Linked DNA regions of Mus musculus: region 2 is linked to region 1. The links are chromatin loops, found by intact Hi-C in ENCODE. Cell type or tissue: heart. All regions are shown on one strand. Each heading gives the region's core, and the rest is flanking DNA. Links, peaks and the distances in the headings are about the cores only.

Evidence for each region. A loop is a pair of places that touch in the nucleus more often than their neighbours do. Peaks named below come from ENCODE experiments on the same cell type or tissue, not always from the same donor. Only the 100,000 strongest peaks of a DNase experiment are listed, where the experiment ranks them.
Region 2: it touches region 1 in a loop (2.2-fold over the local background); 4 of 42 quality-filtered maps call a loop at or near these places.

The regions. Positions count from the first base shown.
Region 1 is chr15:36,344,676-36,356,446 of GRCm38, reverse strand. Gm33936 (a long non-coding RNA gene) reads left to right here. Exons shown (of 8, transcript XR_383927.2): 2 at 1,293-1,522; 3 at 2,039-2,283; 4 at 2,739-2,827; 5 at 6,730-6,870; 6 at 9,881-9,986. Among named protein-coding and RNA genes, the nearest start is that of Gm33936, 18 kb to the left of the region's middle. In heart, for the core only: no CTCF peak of the experiment used is centred there; a DNase peak (open chromatin) is centred at 4,586.
Region 2 is chr15:36,296,589-36,308,359 of GRCm38, reverse strand. It overlaps the pseudogene Gm9501 and the pseudogene Rpl7a-ps3. Among named protein-coding and RNA genes, the nearest start is that of Gm41294, 17 kb to the left of the region's middle. In heart, for the core only: no CTCF peak of the experiment used is centred there; a DNase peak (open chromatin) is centred at 5,559; H3K4me3 peaks cover 1,080 bases; H3K27ac peaks cover 1,606 bases.

The sequences.
Region 1 (11,771 bases), core at 2,161-7,160:
TTTGTATCTGTTGAGGCCTGTTTTGTGACCAATTATATGGTCAATTTTGGAGAAGGTACCATGAGGTGCTGAGAAGAAGGCATATCCTTTTGTTTTAGAATAAAATGTTCTGTAGATATCTGTTAAATCCATTTGTTTCATAACTTCTGTTAGTTTCACTGTATCTCTGTTTAGTTTCTGTTTCCAGGATCTGTCCATTGATGAGAGTGGGGTGTTGATGTCTCCCATGATAATTGTGTGAGGTGCACAGTCCGTTAAGTTTGTGCCCAAGGTGATCCGGAGCTGGCACCGACCGGAAGGGACTTGAGCCCCTGGTCAGGCGGGTGTTCTGCTTCCCTGCTGCTGGCACAGGCCTGTCCTGATTGGATTGGAACCGATGTTGTGTTCCACTCACCAGTGATCCTAAGATCATGTGAAGAGTCCTCTGTGAACTGTGGGACCATCCACCGAGTTAGTGCTCTAGGTGACACGGAGCTGGCGCCAACCAGAAGGGACTTCCAGATATTACTCTTATAGTGGGATTGTTGAGAACAGGTGTGCATGTGTGTGCACATGCATGTGTGTGTATGAGTGTGTGTGTGTGTGTGTGTGTGTGTGTGTGCATGTGCTCGTGTGTGTAGAATGATAAGGCTTAGACAACACAGGAATTATTCTCTGGAAAGTGTAGCCCCCAAATCTGGATTGTTCAGTGAATTTTCTAGAAGACGTCCTCAGCCTATTTCCTGTTACATGGAATATTATTTACTGTCTGCTTCACCTCAGCCACGAAGTCCACTTAGGAAACATTGTTAAAGTATTAAATGCTTGGATGTCTCTACTAATTAACAGAACCAGTTAAAATGATAGGCCAACATCTTAATATTCCTTGTTATGAACATGTACGTATAAACTGGCTGTGACGTGTGCTTGCTATCACAGGGATGAACACTGCTGACACTTGGGTTTGCTCTTCTTCCTCTACTGAGCTGGTACTAAAAGTTGTCCTACTGAGCACCTGCTTGCAGAGTAGGACAGCAGAGAGGGCACGGGGAATACAGCTCTGAATCCTGGGACTGGTGCGCTGCTTTCCCAGTGGGTTGGCGAAGACCTTGGGGTTACTTTCTCAGTGCATCTGTGTGCACAGTAGAGACTCCTGGGTTTATCCTCTGCCTTCGTCCCTTTTAACTCCAAGGACAACGTTTATGTGTATAAACCGAGTAATTCTCATATCATTATTCAGGTTGTCCAAAGATAAGATGGTTTTGAGACAAAATATGAACAAATAAAGCACAACGTTTCCAATATTTTACTAGATCCGAGCTGAGACTGTAGTCAAGGACATAGCAGAAAGAAGAGGGAAGAGAAGCCAGGAGGAAATCTGGACAGCTCTGACACGGAGGACGGAGTCCTGGTGTCAGCCGCCCCAAGCCGAGAACTCGAGTCTCATGGTTAGTTGGTAGAGACAGTAAAGAGAAACTATCAAAGCTGTCCAAGACGTGACTGAGCGACCCAACACGCTTCTCAGATGGAACTTGGGAAATGGGTAAGACTTCAGCCCAAGTGTGGCAAGGTGAATTCATTCCCTTGAGGGTCTGTGGGTGGCTCCAACATACCTCCTACCGTGTAGCCCCTGCAGTGTCCTGGCTCTCTCTGTAGTCCTCAGGGAAGGGAACTTGCAAGCTAAGCAGGCAGCTCTGGTAACTCAGCATGACTACCAAGCAGGCTGGATAGACACCTCAATGACTCTGCAACTCAGATCTACATCCTCAACTGAGCTCAGCCCGACACCTGACGGGGCAAGGCTGGGGCAGATGGGAGGAGGGTTCTGAACTCTGATCAGCCTGCTGCTACTGCTCAGAAATAGAAGTCGTTTGCCTCGCGTCTCTCTTATAGGTTTGACCTGGGAAGTCCAGGTCCCACCATGGAAATTACTAATGCTACCTGTACTGGTTTGTCAATCACATTTATTTCATCTAGACTGCAGATATTCTCACTAGGTTTGCTCTGGGGGAATAATGTGCGGGAAGAGGATCCACATTACCACACTTCCCTCATGCAGTGTCTCAAGGGATCCACACAGCCTGTGAGAACTGTAACTACACACCATCACTTTGTTCTGTGAGCAGTCCAAGGACACTGAGGATGCTGGCTTGAGGAAACCTGCCCGAGCCCTCAGGAAGCAATAGCTGAAACGGCTAACCCACCATCTCTCCGTTGCCAAAGGCTGCCTGCCCAGCACTTCCACAGCAGTCTAGCTGCTCCACAGTAGCATTAAGAACCCAAAGTCTTCTCAAAACAGGCAAAGTATGCTCCTGGACTTTATGTACTTAAGAGAGAATATTTTATTCATAGGCCACCTCCCAGGGGCTATGTCTCAGGCCATTATTGTTTTCCTTCAGGAAGCAAGGGGTTCCTCTGAGGTTTCAGGAAATCTCATTCTCTCCCTGGAGCTTGCAGTAGCCACAGTCCAGTTCTGACTGCTCTGCTGGGCTACTCGGAACCTGTCTGGTCCTGTCCTAGCCTCCCTCCCCTCCCCCATCCACCTTGGCAGGAGGAGTTAGGATCTGATGTACAGAATTTTAGCTCCAGCATTAAGAACAAAAGAGCGGGGGCGGGAGGAGTTACTCTTGGGTTCCAATGCTAGACATGAAGAAATTCCTTGTAAAAAAAATCCACACATATGTGGGCATTTTTTTTATTTTTAAGATCCATGTCACGTGCTAAGTTTGACTCGAGGCTCACTCTCTCTGCTTCTTCAGGGGCTGGGTGTTGTTCCCTCAAAGTAGCTGCTGACCCCATCTTACTGACCAACAATGGAAAACAGCAAGGGGAGCTATTCAGGGAGAAGGTCTGTATTTACCTTTATGCTGAATCCTACAATGCTTTTTTAAAAGGGTTGTCAAGAAGTAGACTCATACCCAAGAATATCCATCGGGGCACTTCAGCACCTATCATAACGGTGAAGAATAGGCCAGGGAGGATGGCAGGAGCTGGTGGGAATGCAGAGAAGCCTCACAGGCACGGCCCAGAACATCGAGGCTTTTCTCAGAGGGCACGAACTGGCAATTTCCATCTGGGAAACTTAAATTTTATTTTTGTAAGATAAAAAGTTTAAAATGGTTTTATAATATCTTCATGTGAGTATAAACAGGGAAAAACAAATAAAAATTATTTTTGTGACATCCTCCAATAAATATACATAGGGAAATGTTGATATTTGTTTATTTATCTATTTGTGTGTGTGTGTGTGTGTGTGTGTGTGTGATAGATATGTGGGCATGTGGAGACTAGAAGAGAGTACTGGATGTCCTTCTCTGTCACTCTCCACTTACTCCTTTGAGGCAGGCCCTTCCTTCAACATGGGGTTCGTTGTTGATAAGCTGGAAGCTCCTAAGCCCCAGAGATCTCCCTGTCTCTGCCTTCCTCAGAGCTAGGTTACAGGTGTTAGCATTCTTTCTAGGCTCTGCCCCACAGTTACCTGGCAACAGCAGGTATAAATCACTATAAAAGGGGCTGTTTGCCCACTCCTCCATCTCTTTCTTACCCTCTTACTCTCTTACCCTCTCTGTCCCTCTCTCCCTATTCCTCTCCCCCCTCTCTCTTCATGTGTTCCTGACCTACCTCTCCCCACCACTTTCTGCCTTTCTCTGTCTCTACTACCTCCACAAATCCCCTTCCCATGCCTGAAATAACTCTGCCTTTACTAGACCCATCGTATGGCTGCTACTTCAGGGGTAAGGGATGCCTCAGCATGAGCCTGCAAAGGCAGCCCTTCCACCTCACCATATTTCACTCTACCCAACATACCTTGGTTCTTTCTTTTTTATAAAACAAAACAACAGATGTGCCCCAGATGCCTGGTTTGTTACCTGAATGCTTAGATGGTCTATACCTGTCTGACTTTATGTGCACTGTGTACATGCAGGTACCCCAAGATGCCAGAAGGCATGGGGTTCTCTGGAAGTGGAGTTGCTGCGGGCAGTTGTGAGCTGTTCCACGAGGGCACTGGGAATTGAACCCAGGTCCTCTGTAAGAGCAGCAAGCCCTCTTAACCACCGAGCCATCTCCTCAGATGCTCTAACAAAGCTTCTTAGCCACTGAGTTATCTCTGCAGCCCAGGGAGGAAAAATACTTTTTCAAAGCTAAATATTCACAGAATGAATTTAAGTCTGGATAACTCAGGCAACTGACAAAAACCTTTATTTAACTTAACCCTGGACTTAGTCGTCTTACACACACACACACACACACACACACACACACACACACACACACACACATACACACACCTCATTACAAATACTGCATGCTATTACTTTTCACACTGTGGGATTACTTTCACAATAAAATCTGAGAAGTTTACAGTTCTGTGATGCAAGCTGCAGCTTGCCAGCCTCCACTGTGCCATCGTCAGCCCTGCCTCTGCCCCAAGCAGATCTCTTGTTATTATAATTTGCTATTATGGCATTTTAGGAAGAAGGAAGTTTTCTCTAATGTCTAATTTTAGAAAGAAAGGCATAGATACTCAAAAGTATTGTCTTGGCAGTTCCTAAGCCCTTCCTGCTGTATCCCCTTCCGAGTTCTAACAGCCATTATGTAACAACCTCAGGATGAATGCTGGGGCTTTCCTTAGCCATTCATAAATTATAAACACAAATGCCAGCTCTCCCAGATGATGGTGGTGGAAGTGGGGTGGGGTTCGTGTGGGGGTGGGGTGGGGGTAGGCATGGGGGTGGGGTAGAGTTGGAGAGTAATGGGGATGGAAAACACAGGACAAAACCACAGTAGGAAATCAGAAGACAAGGAGGTGGCCCTTTCTGAATCCTCTGTAAACCCAGGGAAAGGAGTCCTGTTTGTTAGTATAATTATGCTGTTCTTTATCCACAAGGATTCCTCTAGTGATATTGAATTCACTATCATCCTTGATGATAGATCTCTTGCTATTAAGGTCTGCCTTTTGCCAGGTGCAAGTCTGAGACAGGGATGGGAGAGAATGAAGAAGATAAAGGAACAGAATCTCAAGTCCCACCAGGAGAGTACAAGGCATATGATATCCTGACCTTGGCCATTTGACCTATCCAGATACATGGGACACAAACCAACAGGATATCCTTCTGCCACTACTACTGTGGCAAACCTAGGTGACGTGTGATTTACAGATTGTGTGGAGAAGACACGTTCCCTTTTCTGGTTCTTCTGTTCTGCTGCCCTTGGACATCTGCTGAGGCTGTGCATAATGACTAAGATGGTGTGGAGGGGTCCGTTCACCTATGGAGACCAGAAAGCAAAAGAGAGACAGAGGACACTTTTCAAGCTTTTCGTATCATTTAAATAAATGTTTAAAACTGTGTGTGAATCTTGTGACTGGCCATGGCCTCAGGATTGTTACGGAGCTCTGTAGAGAAATCATATTTGTGGAACTAGAGAGGTAGCAGAGTTAGAAAAGCATTTGTCATGTAAGTATGAGGACCACGTTCAATCTCCAGCACCTGTGTACAGAACAAGATGTGGTGGAGAGCACTTTCGAGCCCAGTGATGGGGAGGCAGAAACAGGAAGAGCCCTAGATCTTCCATGTCAGCGTGACCCAATCCGTGAACTACAGAACCCAGTGAGAGATCTTGTCTGAGAAAATTAACAAAACCAAAACAAGGTGGACTGTACCTGAAGAAGCCATCCATGGATGACTATGAACACACACACACACACACACACTGGCACATGCACATGTGCACATACTCACACACATAAACTCACACACACATATAAACACACATGCACAGCCACTCACATGCACACCCACTCATACAAGCACTCACACATGGACACTTGCACACATGCACATGTGTACCTGCACACTCATGCACACACACATAAACTCACATCTACACATGAACACACATGCACACATATACTCACACATGCATATATAAGTGCATACACATGTGCACACACACGTTCACACTCACACATACATATACTCAAACATGAATACAGATATGCAAACATGCTCATGCATGTATACACACATGGGTGCGCGCGCACGCACACACACACACACAAACACCTACATGCACCTATGCACACAGACACTCATTAGATATCTGAATCAGGTTTGGTTGTTCTTAGGGAAGGAGTGGAGCAGAGAAAGGACATGGTTTGGCTCCTAGAAGCATTTAACACCAGAGATTTGCTTTCTGGAAACCCAGGGTCCCGCCTTGCCCACACAGTACTCAAATGTAGGCTCTCCATCAGCTTGCCTGCAAGGTACCCAGGACCAAGACTGTAAAGATCTGTGTGTGCAAGTTTGATCCAAAAGATGTGGATGTTATAAGCACAACAGATCTGCCAATGAGCCTTTTGAGTGTGAGCATGTGTGTGCATGTCTGTGTGCACTCATGTGTGCGTGTGTATGGCCTGACTGGGGTGGACTTAAGACCAGAGACCCTTTCTGATGTTCCTTGGATGCTGTGGTGCTCAGTGTGTTCAGGCGTCTCAGAGAGGAGAAAAAGATCCTCGAAGTGAAACTCCCCTGGCACTACCTCTACCACCTAAGGTCTTATTTCCCAGACAACCAGCTGTCATCTTGTCTCTAAGTTGCTCTAACAGTTCAGGATAGACTGTGTACATCAGTTGTATTCTAAACTCTGGAGGGCAGTTAACCGACATTTGAACTGAGCCACTATATCATCTCTACCGGAATTTGTTAACTTTTGAAAAACTAATTAAGAACTCACATTTCCTTGTTTCAGGACACCTGCAGAGTGGGGAGGGGGACCTTGTGCACATAGAAAAACACTGGAGAAGCCAGGAAAGTTACACACACAGCTTACCTCTTCAGTGGACTGGAAGGCCAGGAGTGGTGGAATCAGCCTGTGGTCCTTTGCTGTCTGGTAAGACAAACTCTGCCTCTATTGCCCAGAATCAACTTATCTCAGACCCTTTTCCCTAAACCTTGAGCTTTGCTTTTAGACCATAAAACCTATTCTTATGAGTGATGTCACGTATGCTTTAAGACAGCCTAAGTGACGTCTGTGTTATCTTAGAGCCAGGTCAATCCTGACACCCACAAGTGTTATGTTTACCTCAGACCAGCTGCCTAGACCCTAAGACCTTGGGCACTGTCTCGGAGACAACAGTACCCATTCTTGTGAAAGGAAGCCAGATGTACTTTGTAAAGCATCTCTATGTAAACGTGTCTTAAATTGTGGTACACTTGGGACTGAGTTAATTGTTATCTGAATACCTTTTTTTTTTTCCAAAATTGTGCTGTGCATAATTAAACATGGCTAAAGTAAAATGATGTAGGCCAGATGATAGAAGTCAGCACCGGTTACAATAAAATTAGACTGGCCAGAGTTTCCTTCTTACCTCACCCTGATGGTTTGTTCCCTGCCTACTGTAAGGCCTGCAGGGGACTCACCACTGACACCCTAGGCATTGATTATGAACAAACAGAGTTGGGAGAGAATTGCTCTTTGGAGAGAGAAATGAACAGTGAGAGAGCTGGGGATATGGTTCAGTTGGTAGAGAGTTGGTGTAGTGTGCACGAAGCCTTGGATTCGATCTAATCCCTAGCATCGTAAAAAGCCATGCATGATGCTACATCCCCTGGCAGTCAGGGGATGGCAGGAAGATCAGAAGATCAGGATGAACATCTTCTAACATATATAGCACACTTGAAGCCAGCCCGGGCTACATGAGATGGGGTGGTAGGGTAGACCTTGGCATCTTGAATGAACTCTCTTGACCTCACACGAACAGGTCCAGACATCAAATGGACCAGCTGTCTTTTGCCATGTCTTCGATGGTACCCAGTTCCTGTTTTACATTAGTCGTGTGCTGCTTACTGGAGGGTGTGAGCAGAAAGTTTACTCATGCCACATGTACTGCTGGTGAAACTCGCAGGCCAGCGACTTTCAAAGGCCTTAAAAGTCAGAAATCTGGGACTTTTGCCAAGCCTGCAAAGCAAGTCACATACCTGTTTGTACCTGCTTGGTAATAAATGTCTTTATGGAGCAGAATACAGTACAAAAGTCACTTCACTGACATTTGTCATTATGACTGACACCTATTTTAACTACCAAAAACCCAATAGCTCCCAACTGGAACCAGTCACAATGGACTAAGTAAGGTCTGTTCAGCACGTCTTCCAACGCAGACTGAGTCAGATTTCATTAAGAACATGACACTCCATCAGTTGCAGGACTGTCACACCCTTGTTCTAGTGACACTGCCAATGCTGACGGTTGGAGTTTCTGTTACTACCATTGTTAGAAGGGCACACCTGAAATGTCAGAGCAGCACCATACTGGAATCTCGTGTTGGTAACCCCAGCAAAGGAGTAGAAAGCACCTGTTCTGGAGGGCCCAAAGCAAATGCCCTAACTGCCTTCCCCAGTTCAAGTGGTTCTCCTGGTTGTGCCTTAAGGCACAGCTCATACCTCCATTCCTACTCAGCAGAAACAAAGCTCAGAACGGGAAGCACCCTCGGGGGAGCTAGCTCTCTGTCAAGCTGCGAATCAGAAGTAAATCCTGAAAGCTCTGACTTTATAGTCCTGTGAGAAAGAAACACCAGCAGACATCAGCCTATTGCAGACAGGATTCGGCCATTGACATAAACATAACATAAACAGGGCAAATATCATGTGGGCTGGCTGGGAGGCAGCTTTGACTTAGGGGAGAGCAGGCCTCAAGAGGATGCAGTCATGGAGAATGGAGAAAGCTTCTCTGAGCAATGAGGCTTTTCCAAGAGGAGGGAATGACCTGGAGATCACGTGAGCCAGAAGTCTGTCCCTATGTTTCCAAAGTGACAACCGGCTGTAGATTTTACACCAGTTCCGTCATGCTCCAGGAAGGAAATTCCAGCGAGTGTGGTAGAAAAGCAGAGTAAACCAGGATCTTGAACCCTCTTACCACAGTTCCTAGCTGGCACCTAGACACCTGGTCACACAGGTTTGTGGGGAATGAGAGAGCCAAACTGCAAACAGCCACATTTCAGTTTCACAAGACACCCTGGGGGCAGTGAAGCCTGGCTGTTAACAGTTCTCAGTGGTGTTCCAAGGAATCTGGACTTCCTTCTGTAGACAGTGGGAAGGCAATGAGGATTTTTGAGGTTTGAAGAGAAAAGAAAAAAAGAAAAAATAGGAGGATAAGAAAAAATGAATATTATAATTCTTTTCTTTCTTGCATTCTCTGTTCACAAAAGCCTCTGGAAGGCTTTTTAAAATTTGTTATTACATTTATTTATTTTATGGTGTGTGTGTGCAACTTGCAGAGTTTCTTTCTCTTCTTCTACCATGTGGGTCTCCGGAGTTAGACAGGACAGCAAGCTTGGCAGCGAGCTTCTTAACTGCTGACCGTGTCATCAGCTCTGGAAGACAAATGCGCTAACCCATGAATACATAAATCCACGACAGCAGTTGACTCTTTTTAAGAGCCCCACCAGATGGGTGGGTAGGGGAGTGGGGGTGGGTGGGTATGGGGGACTTTTGGTATAGCATTGGAAATGTAAATGAGCTAAATACCTAATAAAAAATGGAAAAAAAAAAACCTTTAAAAAAAAAAAAGAGCCCCACCAGAGGCCCAGCCTCGCCCTCTGAACATATCCTAGAATTCCGACTCTGATTCTGTGTCTGTGTGGGTTACCAATCTAGAACGTGTTTGGGTGCTGGAATTAAAAAGGTAAGATAGAAACACATTTTTTACACATACAGAATCTAAGAGTGGAAAGAGAAACTCATATTTTGCCTGGAGTGTTTTAGACATTCTCCCTTTTCCCATTTATAACCCAAACCTTTGTTGTGTTTTTCCTAAGAAGATAAAGCTGTAAAACAGAGGCAGTCAGGCTGAGGCTATGAGCACATTGCCCCTTTCAAGGCTGATGGACCCCCATTTGTTTCAGTTTTAAGGTCTCAGTAATCTGAAAGCTGCTGGAAACATCGGGCTCCCAGCAGTGAAGAGATGCTGGCCTCCTGGGTACAGACCAAGTTTCCATTTCTGTGAAAACGGTAAGGAGTGGCAATCTCAGTGCAGGATATTTCTGTAGAGGATGCTTGTCCACCCCTGTTATAGTGCTTGCCCATGTTGGGACAAAGGCAAGGCATCCAGATCCAAGTCTGGCAAGCAGGGTGTGGGGAGTGGAGGATGCCAAGGGAACATAAAAAGAACAAATATCAGAGTCATCAAACAACAACGTAAGGTTTCTCTAATCTACGTGGTTTATTTACAGAACAGGAAGCTGCGGCCAGGAGAGGCCGGCTAACTTAGCAGTTAGCTACCTTCTTGATCTCAAGCCTTATGCTTTCTCTGTCCCTCTGTCTGGTGTCACTGAATGTGGGCTCTTCTAGTGCCTGTGAATCTGTGCATTTGATTTTTCAGTAATCATCCTCCTAAGCCAGGAGACTCCCTGTCTCAAAGTTCAAGGCTAGCCTTGGCACCATAAGGAGAACACTTATGGCTAGGTGTTGACTTTAATCCAAGCTCTTGAGAGGCAGATCATTGTGAGTTCAAGGCCATCCTAGTCATATCAAGTTCCAGATAGTGAGACCCTGTCTCAAACAAACAAACAAACAAACAAACAAGCAAACAAACAACAACAACAAAACAGAAAGGGCATGTGCTGCTCATTATACTCGCTGTCCTATGGCTGTCGCCACTGTCCAATTCCAGAATGTTTTTATCATCTAATGAGATACCATGTTCTAAGCAAAAGAGGCCAGTCACAGAAAGACAAATACTCCACTCACATGAGCTGCCAAGGTCATCAGGGTTGGTGAGAAAAAGAGAGGGGGTTGCTGGGGTAGAATCAGAACAGAGTGGGCTGGTCAGAACGGAGGCGGAGTGGATCAGCACTGAGTGTTGGTTAAAAGGGGATACAGCCACAATTTCACACACTCACTAAGACCGTTGCTAAGGTGGGTGGTGGTGACGGATGCACAATACAGTGAAGATAATTCTGCTGAAGTGTATACTTAAAAATGGTTCCACTGGCTTGGTGCCATGGCTTGATGCCATGTGCCTATTGTATCCAGTGCTTAAAAAGATGAGGCAGGAGAATTGTAAGGTTGAGACCAGCTGAGGTTGTATAGCAAGACTCTGTTTCAAACACATTAACAATAAATAAATAGCTAAGATAGTAAATCTTACACTTTTTAAAAATTAGAACATTGTATATGGTTTAGATATATTTTTTTAAAGATTTATTTAATGTATGAGTACACTGTAGCTGTCTTCAGACACACCAGAAGAGGGCATTGGATCCCATTAGAGATGGTTGTGAGCCACCATGTGGTTGCTGGGAATTAAACTCAGAACCTCTGGAAGAGCAGCCAGTGCTCTTAACCACTGAGCCATCTCTCCAGCTCCTACGTCTTACATTTTATTAGAGTAAAAAAAATTGAAAAAATCTTGTGTATTACATCATTGCATTGTTTGTGTTAATCATGTTCATTTGTTCAATGAACACATTTGAAACAGCAAGTACTAAAGAAAGAACTATCTTACCATGAGTTACCCATAGTCATTCTAAGTAACACATACCCACTACCATACCCACTACTGGGTAACTATAGTCACTACCAAGTACCCACGCCCAGTCTGAGGTGCCCACCCCACTAGCAGCTACCCACACCCACTAGCAATCCCCTTGAATGCTTTCCTTCTCTCGTGCCCTGGTGACCATGGATCCACTGTCCATCTTTTATGATCTGTCTCTCCCAGCAAGCCACATGAGCAGGACTGAATGGCATGTGGCTTTTGTATCTGGTTTCTTTTACTGAATATAATAGTCTCAA
Region 2 (11,771 bases), core at 2,658-7,657, 49 kb after region 1:
AGGAAGACATGCACCACTGTTGCCTTCACACAGGTTAACTCGGAAGACAAGGGTGCTCTGGCTAAGCTGGTGGAAGCTATTAGGACCAATTATAATGACAGATACGACGAGATCCGTCGCCACTGGGGAGGCAACGTCCTGGGTCCTAAGTCTGTGGCTCGAATTGCCAAGCTGGAAAATGCAAAGGCTAAAGAACTCACCACTAACTTGGGTTAAATGTACACTGAATTTTCTGTACCTAAATATAATTACAAAATTATCTTGGAAAAAAAGAAAGTCCTGGGGAGTGGGGCTGCTGGACACACACTGAACTTCATAAGAAAGTTGCCAATGTTTTTCCAAGTAGAACACACACACATATCCAAGATGTGTATATATATATGTGTGTGTGTGTGTGTGTGTGTATGTATATATATTGAACAGTTTGTCTCTGCCTTCACTAATATATGACGTTCCTTGCTTTGTATTTCTCACTTAATATTACCATTTTTTAAAGTTTAGCTTTTGACTTTAGGTGACAGGTAATTGATACTTAGTAGAAACTGAACTCTGCGTTTTTAATTTGGATCTTCTGGGCTAGCAAATATAGTATGAGAGTCGGTCACAATCCAGGAGCCTCAGCTGTGAGATCATGGTCAGTGTTCTACACTGTACTGTGCTGTTCTTTTCTGTATACACGTTTGATAAATTACATGAGCTGTGGGACAGGAGAGATGGCTCAGTGGTTAAGAGCACTGACTGCTCTTCCAGAGGTCCTGAGTTCAATTCCCAGCAACCACATGGTGGCTCACAACCATCTGTAATGGGATCTGATGCCCTCTTCTGGTGTGTCTGAAGAAAGCTACAGTGTGCTGTATAGAGAACATAAATCTTTTTAAAAAGATATTTATTTTTAAAAATTCATGAGCTGTTCTGTATAAAATGAGCTTGTGTTAGTTTTAACCAACCATAGTCTCACACAAGTGTTTTGAGCATTCTTAAGATGAATCAGGATAAGCTATGGTGTCTGGCAGGTTGAGAATATTAATTTTGACTTACAGTTTGGCTGGGACATGATACCTGTAACTGGAGCATTACCTGCTACATGTGCATTCTGCCAAGTAAAAGGAGGGTTTCTTCATCTGTTTGCTTGCCCTTTATACCTGCTCTGTGCAAAAGTGTCTGCTCAAATCTTTAGCTTTTTTAAGGATGGTGTTTTGTTCTTATTGGATTGTGAGAGTCTTTAGGAAAAATTATTTTTGAATTTTTGTTTATGAGTGCTTTGCCTTCATGTATGCATTTGCATTGCATACATACCTGTTGCCTACAGACATTTGCAAGCCATCATGTTGGTGCTGGGACTCCAGCCTGGGTCTTCTGAAAGAGCAAGTGTTCTTAACCACTGAGCCATCTCTCCAACTCCCAATTGTGAGAATCTTTACACGTTCTGAATTATATTTTTTAATCAACATTTTCCTCAGTCTGTGGCTTGACTTTTTGTTTTCTCTAGTGTCTTTTGAATAATTTCATTGACATCTAATGGATCCCTCTTACTCTTATGATTCATGCTTTTGCATTCCATCTCAAACCATTGCCTGATGCCTGACTCTCTGATTTTTCCCTAAAAGGTTTGTGGTTTTGTGTTTTACATTTAGGTCTGTGGTACATTTGATGTCTATGCAAAGAGGTTACAAGATTAGAAAGCATTTCTATCGAGGTAAACAGAGAGCAGTTGAAGAGACACACTGTAGAGATGGGTTGCAGGAGAAGCAGAGAGATTGAGATTCACCATGAGAGAACGAATCCTTCTCACACTGAACCAAAGGGAAGAAACAGAGTAGAAGTTAAGTGGTGTTCCCAGAAAAGGAGGAGGAATGAGGCTGGGAAAGAGCTTGGAACACACGGAAAGCAAATAAATGGAAGGCAGGTGATGCTAAAGACCCCAGACGTGGGAAATCCTGGAGCTGCAATCACTGCACTGCAAAGGATGTAGGCATCACATCTCTAGCACAGCAGTGAGGGAACCCAACCGAGGAGGGACCCAGAGGATGCTGAGAAGCAGGGAGGTTTCAGACCCAATGAGCCAAGGAGCATGGACTTGAGCATGGAAACTGTTAAGAAAGGACTTGGGAATCAGAGGCCTGGGTGAAGTTCCGGGACAAACCTCCGATCCAATTATTAATCTGTGCTTTTGATTCATAGGATCAAACTACATAATCTATATGTCTATGTGCATTTGCATAGAAGCAAAATAATTTAATGTATGTAAATAGAAGTGGCTTCAACAATAGAGATTGGTTTGGCATATTTCTTTCAAAGCAAGAAACCAAGAAGTGAGAAGCTCTGTGGATGGTAAAGCAGATGTTATATTTGCTACGCCAGGATTCTGAAGCATGGTATCTGCTATTGTCTTGAGTTAGTTTCACTATTACAAAGTGGCCATGAACATGCCAGGCATTGTATCTTTTAATTAATTAATTAATTAATTAGTTAATTAATTCTTCTGCATTGTATCTTTTACTGGCCAAGTACAAAATATCTGACATGTCACCATCTGTTTTGAAATCACACTGGTCAAACAGTCCATCACTTCATCCCTGTCAAATAGTTCTCTGGGTCATCCTGCTTGCAGACTGACAGGTTCCTTGAGTAATAGAGCCTTTCCCTGCTCTGCTTCCTGACTGACTAATCTAACCAGGGACAGACACTCAACCCAAACCAGGGCAAACATAGTCTCATACACAAGGGCTGAATTGGGCAGTGCTGACATTGAAGATATAAGGTCATGAGTTGAATTTGGGCTAAGATTATGCATAGTATGAAGAGTTGACCTACTCAGAAACGTGACAGCCCAAGTCTAAGGGTATAGCTCAGTTGATAAACTATTGCCTAGTTAGTATGTGTGTGCAGCCTTGGGTTGAAGCCCCAGCACTGCATAAACCAGGTATACTGGTACACACTTGCAATTCCATCACCAAGGAGCTGGAGTCAGGAGGATCAGAAGTTCAAGGCCACCCTTAACTATAGGGAGAGTTTTAAGTCCAACTTGGGCTGCATGAGACCTTGTCTCATAAATAAACTACAACAACGCCCCAAAAAAAAAAAACCATTTTGCAGAGATATAGAATAATCTATAAGAGGGAAATGAAACAAGAGATCAGGAAAGCAAGGGGAGAAGACAGACAAGCTGTCTGAGCACATGCAGTTTCTCTCCTTAGGTTGTTTGATCTCTTAACATGAATTTCCTCCCCATTACTTGGGCTGGCTCCACTGCATTTGACTCCTCAGAACCAAAGGATGCTTTGGAAAAGTCATTCATGGCTTGGATTAGAGCCCAGAGTAAAAAGTAAACAAGGTTAGAGGCTGAGCTGTCAGACTGAATTTTCAAAATATTATAGGCTAACTGTCACGTGACACTAGACATCTGTTATCATTCATTTAACTTTTATAACAACTGCATTGAGATAATTTACATGCTCTGGAAATTCAGCCTTCCCACTTTACCTATTTACCTTTACTTAAAAACAACAAAACAAAACGAAAAAAATCGAGCTCCCATCAACTTCCAGACTTAGTGTCCAAGACCCTGGGCAGCTTTTACAAAGAGTGGACAGCAGAAACCAGCATACCATAGCAGTCAAAAGTGACAGTCGATAGCCTAGCACAAAGGGGAAAATCAAAACTATAAATAGGGGCATAGTAATTCTGAAGGGGTGTACTACCACGTCTGCGCTTCTAAGAGTGTTTTCCTGAGGCTTTTTTGGTTCTGAGGGACAGCTCAAGTTACATCTAATATTAGGGAAGGAGCCATAAACACGGATTGAAACGGGGCTCTAGGCTCCACGGGTCCTTCTGGAATCCAGCAAATTCAGCACGCAGCAGGAAGAGCCTCCTGACTCGATGTCATCAGGAACCCCAGGTTACCTCGGGATTTCAGCGGCAGGATTCACCTTAGGAGCTGTTTGGTTTTGTTCCTCAGCTTCCCCTGCCCTCTCCTTTCTGGCTTGTCAGTGTCTTTCAAAAGGTTCTCTGTCTGCCCCCAGCCGGCTGCCTCATTCACTTTCCATCAAGCAGATAAGCAGCTCACAGGACCACTTCAACCTGCTCTGTAACTAGCCTGTATAGTGTTCTGCTGCAGCTTTGCAAAGCTCTGGGCTGTTGCCACGCCCCATTGTCGGTCCCCACACTCTCCTCTCTTTAGATTGCTAGTCCCACTACTGAAGGAATCTGGGTGTGTGACCTCTATCTCTACCCCACAGCTTTTAAGCCTCAGAATATTTAGTTTCGCATCATTATGATTGTTCTACCCCCACTGGCTGTCTCTGTGCATCAAAACAAAACCTCGGTGGTGATTTGAATAGGAATGGCCTCCATAGTCTCCTGTTTGAATTCTTGGTTCATAGGGAGTGGCACTATTAGGAGGTGTGGCCTTGTTGGAGGAAGTGTGTCACTGTGGGGGCGGGCTTTGGGGTCTTATATGTGTTCAGGCTAGGTCCAGTGTGGTACACAGTCTCCTTCTGCTGTCCAAGGATCGAGATGTAGAACTCTCAGCTCCTTCTCCAGCTGCATGTCTGCCTGCATGCTGCCACACTTCCCGCCATGATGATAGTGTACTAAACCTCTGAAACTGTAAGCCCGGACACGGTGACTCTTCACAACAACACCACACAACTCTCAGCAACCACATCAGACAGCTCACGGCTTCCTGGAACTCCAGCTCCTCCGATCTCCTCAGGCACCTGCATTCACATTCACACACCTACACACCGACACATACATGTAACCAAAAACCATGAAATAAGTCTGTTTTAAATAACAAAGGGGAATATAGGATTGTCTAGCTGTCATTTTTCAGCTAGCAAATATCTTAGTGATTTGATTCACTTGGCAGTAAAATGAGGATGATAATACATGCACCCATCCAGGTTGTCAAATTGAGAAAACACATGAAGGCTATCAAGGTGATTCAGCTGCTAAAGGAGATCGCTGCCAGGTCTGGGCACCTGAGTTCAGTCCCAAAGGTTGTCCTTTGACCTACACACACACACACACACACACACACACACACACACACACACACACGTAAATAAATAAATGCAACTCAATAAAGAGAATATCCCAATGAAACTTTAGGAACAGGTACCTGGTTCTTAGTGAAGGGCTCACTGGATACATTTGTAATGTTGGTTCAGGTTTACTGCCCTTGGCATATTTGTTGTTCTGGCATAAAAATGGAGCTATGTGTTATATACTACCAGACTCTGTATAATCCTGATAATGGTGGAGATTTCCCTGTTTCTATGTGTCCTCTCTGAACACAAGTTGAGTATTTCATTTCCAAAGCAAGAAAATTGCTTCAATTAAGCTATTTTACTGTAGGATCACAGTTTGTTGGGCATGGGGGGGGGGGGGGTTGGGTCTCCCAAGCTTGTGAGAATTGTTCACTTATATTGGTGCCTCACATAAAGGCAATCCTCAATGCAGACAGTTGTCAGTGTGACAGTAAACACCTTTGAAAAACAACACAGGCTGTAGCTGCTGCCAAGACGGATCTAAGACAGCCTCTGGAGATTCTGGCTAGCTCTGGGGTGACTTCCTGCCTAGAAATAAGACAGGAAAGTGCTGGCTCATAGAACTGGGGTCTGAAAGCAGTGGGACTCAGGGAAACAATCAGAATCATACAGGACGTTTTAGAACAAGCTGAAGGCAGGGCTCACCTTAGACCAGTGGTTCTCAACCTGTGAGTCCTGACCCCTTTGGACAAGGTTTGCCTAGAACCATCAGAAAACATAGATTTTACATTATGATTTATAATAGTAGCAAAATTACAGCTACGAGATAAAAAGGAAAATAACATTATACTTGGGGTCACCACAACAAGTGGAACTGTATTAAAGAGTCACAGTGTCAGGAAGGTTGGGAGAACCACTGGCTTAGACTGAGTAAATGCTGAGACTCAGATATGGGGCCAGGGAATGAAGATGGCAAGCAGGGCGTTTAAAAGCTCCCCAAACCTTACAGTGGACAGCCTAGACTGAGAACCCTACTTTTCTAGGGTTTTCTGTAATTTGCTTCTGTACCAGGCACCTCTTCAAAGACAGACCATCAGGTGAGGCAGAGGAAGGAAAATGACACTGCTCCCTGCACCCCATGCCAAAGTGTGTGTGTGTGTGTGTGTGTGTACACGTTACTGTAGGTGTCCACGAAGGCTGAGGGATCCCCTGGAGCCAGGAGACTGGTTCCGTGTGGATCCTGGGACTGAGACTCTTGTCTTTTGCAGAAGCGGAACACACTCTTTCCCATGGAGCCATCTTTCCCACCTTCCAGCTCATGTTTGTTTCTTACTGAGGCAAGAAAGATCTCTCTCCAAACTCAGCCCCAGGGGCCCTCTAGTCTCTGACTCCCCAGTGCTGGAATTAGTAGCTCACAAGGCCATATACCCAGATTCATTTAAACAGAAGTACTGGAGTCCAAATTTATCTCCTGCTTACACAGCAAGCTTTTACCACCCAAGCTAGCCCCAGGGCCTGCATTTCTGTTTGGCTGTTGGTTTGATTGCAGGATTTTTCTTAGACTACACAATACAGGAACAGTATAAACTTGGAGAAAGAACAGAAGAATAAAAAAATAGGAGATAATATATGTAATCCCTAAACACAAGCACCTCCAGCTTTGACATATTCCTATTGTCTTCATGTATCTTTGGAGCTGTAATCTCTCTGCATGAGGAGTTTGGTATCCTGCCTTTAGTATAATGTACACATTTTCCTTTTTACTGATAGTTTGAATCTGTTTTTCTGTGGCCTTCCTGGTAGGAAGGAATACACGTCTTACTTAGAAGACAATAGCTTTCAAATAGCTTTCCAAATAGGCTCTTTCAATTTCCCCAGCTATAATAGTATTTATCTGTGTGCATTAATCTTTGTCTATTTTGATGGTTACACCCATAGGATGGATTTCTAGAAGTGCCATTAATGGATAAAGATTTAAAAACCTTAGTCTCTTAAGAACTTGCTTGCTGGAGGTATTGATCTAGTTTGCACCTGTTATCAACACAGCATAACAGTAACAGTTTCTCAGAACTGCTAATTTTCTGGAATAAAAGATGAAATCTAAGTAAACAATCTCAAGAACAATTTTATTATAATTAGGGAAAGGTAAATTGTTAATCTCGGAGTTGCCTGGAAGGGGAAGATTGAGAGGAGAGAGAGAAGAAGAGGAAGAGAGAGGGGGTTTCCCTTTTTTGAGTTAGGCTTGGGGGATTCTGCATGCAATTGGAATGGAAAAAAAGGGAGATAGCCGGGCCAGACATGGTGCCCAGCATTTTGGAAGCAGAGGCAGGCAGATTCTAGCCTGATCTACATAGTAACTTAGGCTAGGTAGGACTGCGTAGTAAGAACCAATTGCAAAACAAACAAAGAAGCTTCAGGAAAAAAAAGAAAAAGTTTACAAAGTCCAGAGTGTTGGCAAGTATTGGAAAAGAGGAAAAAGAACAAAAGAAGAGCTCTATTTTAATGACTAGTGCAGAGCCTCAAGTTACATAGTTACATTGTTACATAGCTGCCACAGCACCGCACCTGCCTTAAACTCTTTTGTTTTGTTTGTTTGTAAACTCATGTAGGTCAGGATATTTGCTATTCTCCTGCCTTAGTCTCCAGAGGTCTGGGATTATAGGTGTATACTACAACACATGACTGAGGTTGAACTTTTAATGTGTTTATTAAACATGTGTATTTCTCACTTACTATTCAGTTTTCCTTTCTAATTCATAAAAGTAGTAAGAAGGAAGCCAGGCTTGATGGTACATGCTTGTAATCTTAATTCTTGGAAGACTTAGGCAGGATCGTTGCTACAAATTTGAGACTAGCCTGAGCTACATAGTGAGGTCAGTGCTAATATGGGCAACAGCTCTTTTTGGATTCTCTAGAGTGTAACTGCATGCCTCTTCAGGAGGGGCTCCTCTTCAGGAGTCAGAGTCACCTTCACAACATCTGAGGTTCCATTTTGTCCAAGGACACGGGGGACACTAAGGAAGACTTCTTCCTTTATTCCCTAGAAACCCTTAATTGTGGTGAAAATGGGATGTATGCACTTAAGAGTATGTTTTGCTCTTGGCCAAGTCAGCCACAGAGAGGCCAATGGCCCAAGACATATAACCTTTCAGTTTGATCACCTCATAGGCACTGTCAGCCACCTGCATATGGACCTCCTTCCACTGCTCCTTGTCTGCATCAGTAACCAGTTCTGGGTTCGGATTCCTCAGGGAGACTCCACACAGGCTCACACTGGAGTCCCCACACTCCCCCAGGACACATCCATGACAGCTCAGCAGGTGAACTCCCAGCCTTTCTCCAATCAGGCAACAGAACCCAGCTGAATCCAGATTGCAACCACCCCTGATAACTCTGTTTGGGGAAAACCACTTATTTTCCAAGGCACATAGGTCAAGATATCTGGGTTTGAAGCAAGAAGCAGCTTGCAGTTTGCACTGTACTTCCCAATGCTGGGAGTGAAGAACTTGAAGATTTTCACATTTCACTGGGCCAAATGGAGCCCTGCTCTCTCCCTCTTGCTGATGGCCGGCTGTGGAAATGGCCAGCTTGGGGTTGGCAGTCATGCCATAGCCTTTGCCAGGGAAACTTTTTGGTGCTCTAAGGAAAAGGCTGCCGTGCTGGAGATCCATCATCTTCCCCTGTAGCTTGCTTCCATGACATCAGCAAGGGCAAGCTCAGCTGCCATGTCCTTCATTTAGATACTGGTGGTCCTTGGAGGTTGCCATTTTGGACCAGGAACCAAAAGGGACCACAGGTGCACAATGGGTGATATCAGGTGCCCAGTGGCACGGTCCAGGTTCCATGGCAATGGTGCCAGATAAAAGATTTTTTAAGATTTATTTATTTACTTAAAGTATGTGAGAACTCTGCTGCTCTCTTCAGACAGACCAGAAGAGGCATCTGATCAGATGTGACAGATGGTTGTGAGCCACCATGTGGTTGCTGGAATTTGAACTCAGGACCTTCAGAAGAGCATCCAGTGCTCTTAACTACTGAGCCATTCCAGCCCTAGCCAAAAGATTTTTGAAGTAGTAGATTTCTCACTATACTGTTGAACATAGTGTAACCATTAAAAATAATACTTTTTTTCCAGATTATTATTGTTCCTTTTTTTAAAGATAGTATCTGATGCAACCCAGAGTGACCTCAAACTCACTATGTAGTCACGAATGACCTTTACTTCTGGTCCCTTTGCTTTTGACTCCTAAATACGGGGACTGTAGGCATATACAGCAATACCCAGCTTCCAGGGGCTATTCCTCAGTAGAAGGAGAAGAGCGAAGGTCAGCCCTATGTAAGAAGAACAGGATGGGGAGGACTCATATTCGTGTTCTTGGGTATGGACAGACTTGCTTTGGGTTGGGACATACAACACTGATAGTTATCATGTGCCTCGGGATACAGGCTGCTGAGTGGGGTCTGCGGAATAGAGCAGTACAGAGACCCACCTGCCCTATTTGCTCCATGTGGATTTTGTCCTGTCTTTCTTTCTTCTATTCTAAATAAGATGTCTCAGAAGATGCTACAGTGAGCATGTGTGGCTAGGAACAGAGCTGAAGGAGTTAGAAGCTTGGTGCTCCCGGAAGACTCACGTTAAAGGATTGCCCATTCTGGGTGCTGCCAGAACGTGATAGAGCCTCTAAGAGGGAACCTTTCAGAGTCTTTGGGTCATGTGAGGGTATGCCTTTGAAGGGGCAATAGGGTCTCAGTCTCTGCTTCATTCTTGGTCCCTGGCTATAAGGGAAATGATTTGTCCCCCCTAAAACATGTTATCTCATCGCAGGTTCAAAGCAATGAAGCTAACCCTATCATGGACCAGAACCATGAAAACCAGAATCAAACAATCTTTTATGTCTCCAGCATCTCGTTCCAGTGACAGAATGCACCCATCCCATGGAGATGATGGTCTTCTCCACGATGTGAACTCAGGGTTCAGAGAAGCAGCCGCCATCTGAATTCTTCCCAAGGATTCGTGGTTTAGGACAACTCCATCACTTAGGGTCCTGTCCCTCTGAGATTCTAAGTCCAAATGGCAGGAGCTGCGAATGTGGGCTCTTGGGGGGGGGGGGCGCTTAGTAAGTATGACTTACATGACTTCGGGGATCCAAATCCTAAGAAGAAAAAGATGAGCACACTTCAGACAGGACAGGGAGGTGTGAAAGGAGGACTCAGGGGCCAAAGCATTTAGGAGTGAAATGTTTCGTGAAAGTGTGTTGGAAGATGTGTCAGTCTTCAGAAGGCAGACACAGAAAGCCAGGCTCTGGGCCTTGCAGTCACCCTGTGCACTAATCTACAGCCAGAGAAACCAAAGGGCTGTGGAAAGAAGCTGTGCTGGAGAGACACATAGCACACGCATGCCATGGCACTTTTATAGAAGTCAAAAGACAGCTTTGGAGAATCAGTTCTCTTCTCTTCTGTCTGTTTTTGAATTCAGATCATTAGGCTTAGTACCAAGTGCCTTTACTTGCTGAGCATCTCACTGGCCCAAGACTCTAGTTCTAAAGACCAAGATGCTGAACAGGTGAAAAGGGCCAACAGTCTATTATGAGTGAGAACAAAAGGTGATTATTCCTTTACAAATAAAAAAGGCCAGGCATGTTTATTGGGGCATGTCATCAGAATAGTCTTTCTCTTTCTCTTTCTCCTACCTTTAATCCCCAAACTAAGAAGGCAGATCTCTGAGTTTGAGGCCAGCCTGGACTATGTAGTGAGTTCCAGGACAGCTAGGATTACATAGAGAGACCCCATCTTAAACAAACAAACAAACAAAAATCCTTAAAGGGAGAAAACGTTCAAATAACAGAGAAGTGGGAGAGACTGGGGACAAACAGTGGAAGGGACAGAAAGTGACACTGTTGGACATTCTACTTGGCAGACCATCTGACCCAGTCCCCACCTCTGCTGTTCTACCTCCCCAGTGGCCCCACAAACCCTACACCATGGAATTCCTTACAAAGCCATTCTAAACTTGCTGGGATGTACTCAGCAGAGGCTGCTCCTGGGTGTAGGAGTACTGTGTCATCAGGCAGGTTTGATTCTTTAAATGACTGCTTTTCATTAAGCCCAAGTCCAGTTCTCAGCTTGCCCCCGGGATAACTATAAATCCATCGCTTTCATCACACGATCCTTTGTGCAGCCACAGCTCATTTCTGCCCAGTCTTTTCTCTTTCAGCCAAGCACAACCAGTTCTTTGACCACATGTCTGGTGACATAGTTTCCAGATTCTTCTGTGACCTATTTATCTTTCTCGAGATTCATGCTCCCACCGCCCCCCTGTATGTGGGTGGGAGTAGAGACTTTGGTGTACATGTGTCAGCACACGCACAAACAGAGGCCAGAGAAGGACATCCGGGCTCATGCTCTACCACTATTGGCCTTAGTCCTTTGAGACAGAGAATCTTACTGAGCCTGCAGCTAGGCTACAGTGACCATCTTGTCTCTGCCCACTGGGGTTGCAGTCATGTGTGACCTGGGGATTTGAATTCAAGCATGTCCTCATGTTAGGCTAGCAAGTGCTTTCAGTCTATTCAGTCTGAAATGGGGGGGGGCACGTGGAGAGGGCTGGGTCTCACTCTCTATCCAAAGCTAGCCTGGACTAACTATATAGCACAGGCTGGCCTTACACACATAACTCTCCTACCTTAGCATCTCAAATGTTGAGATTACAGGCAGGTGCCTAGTTTATGTCTATCTTCAAAATCTGTTTAAATAAAAGGTTGAGCTGCTGGCTGTGGCGGG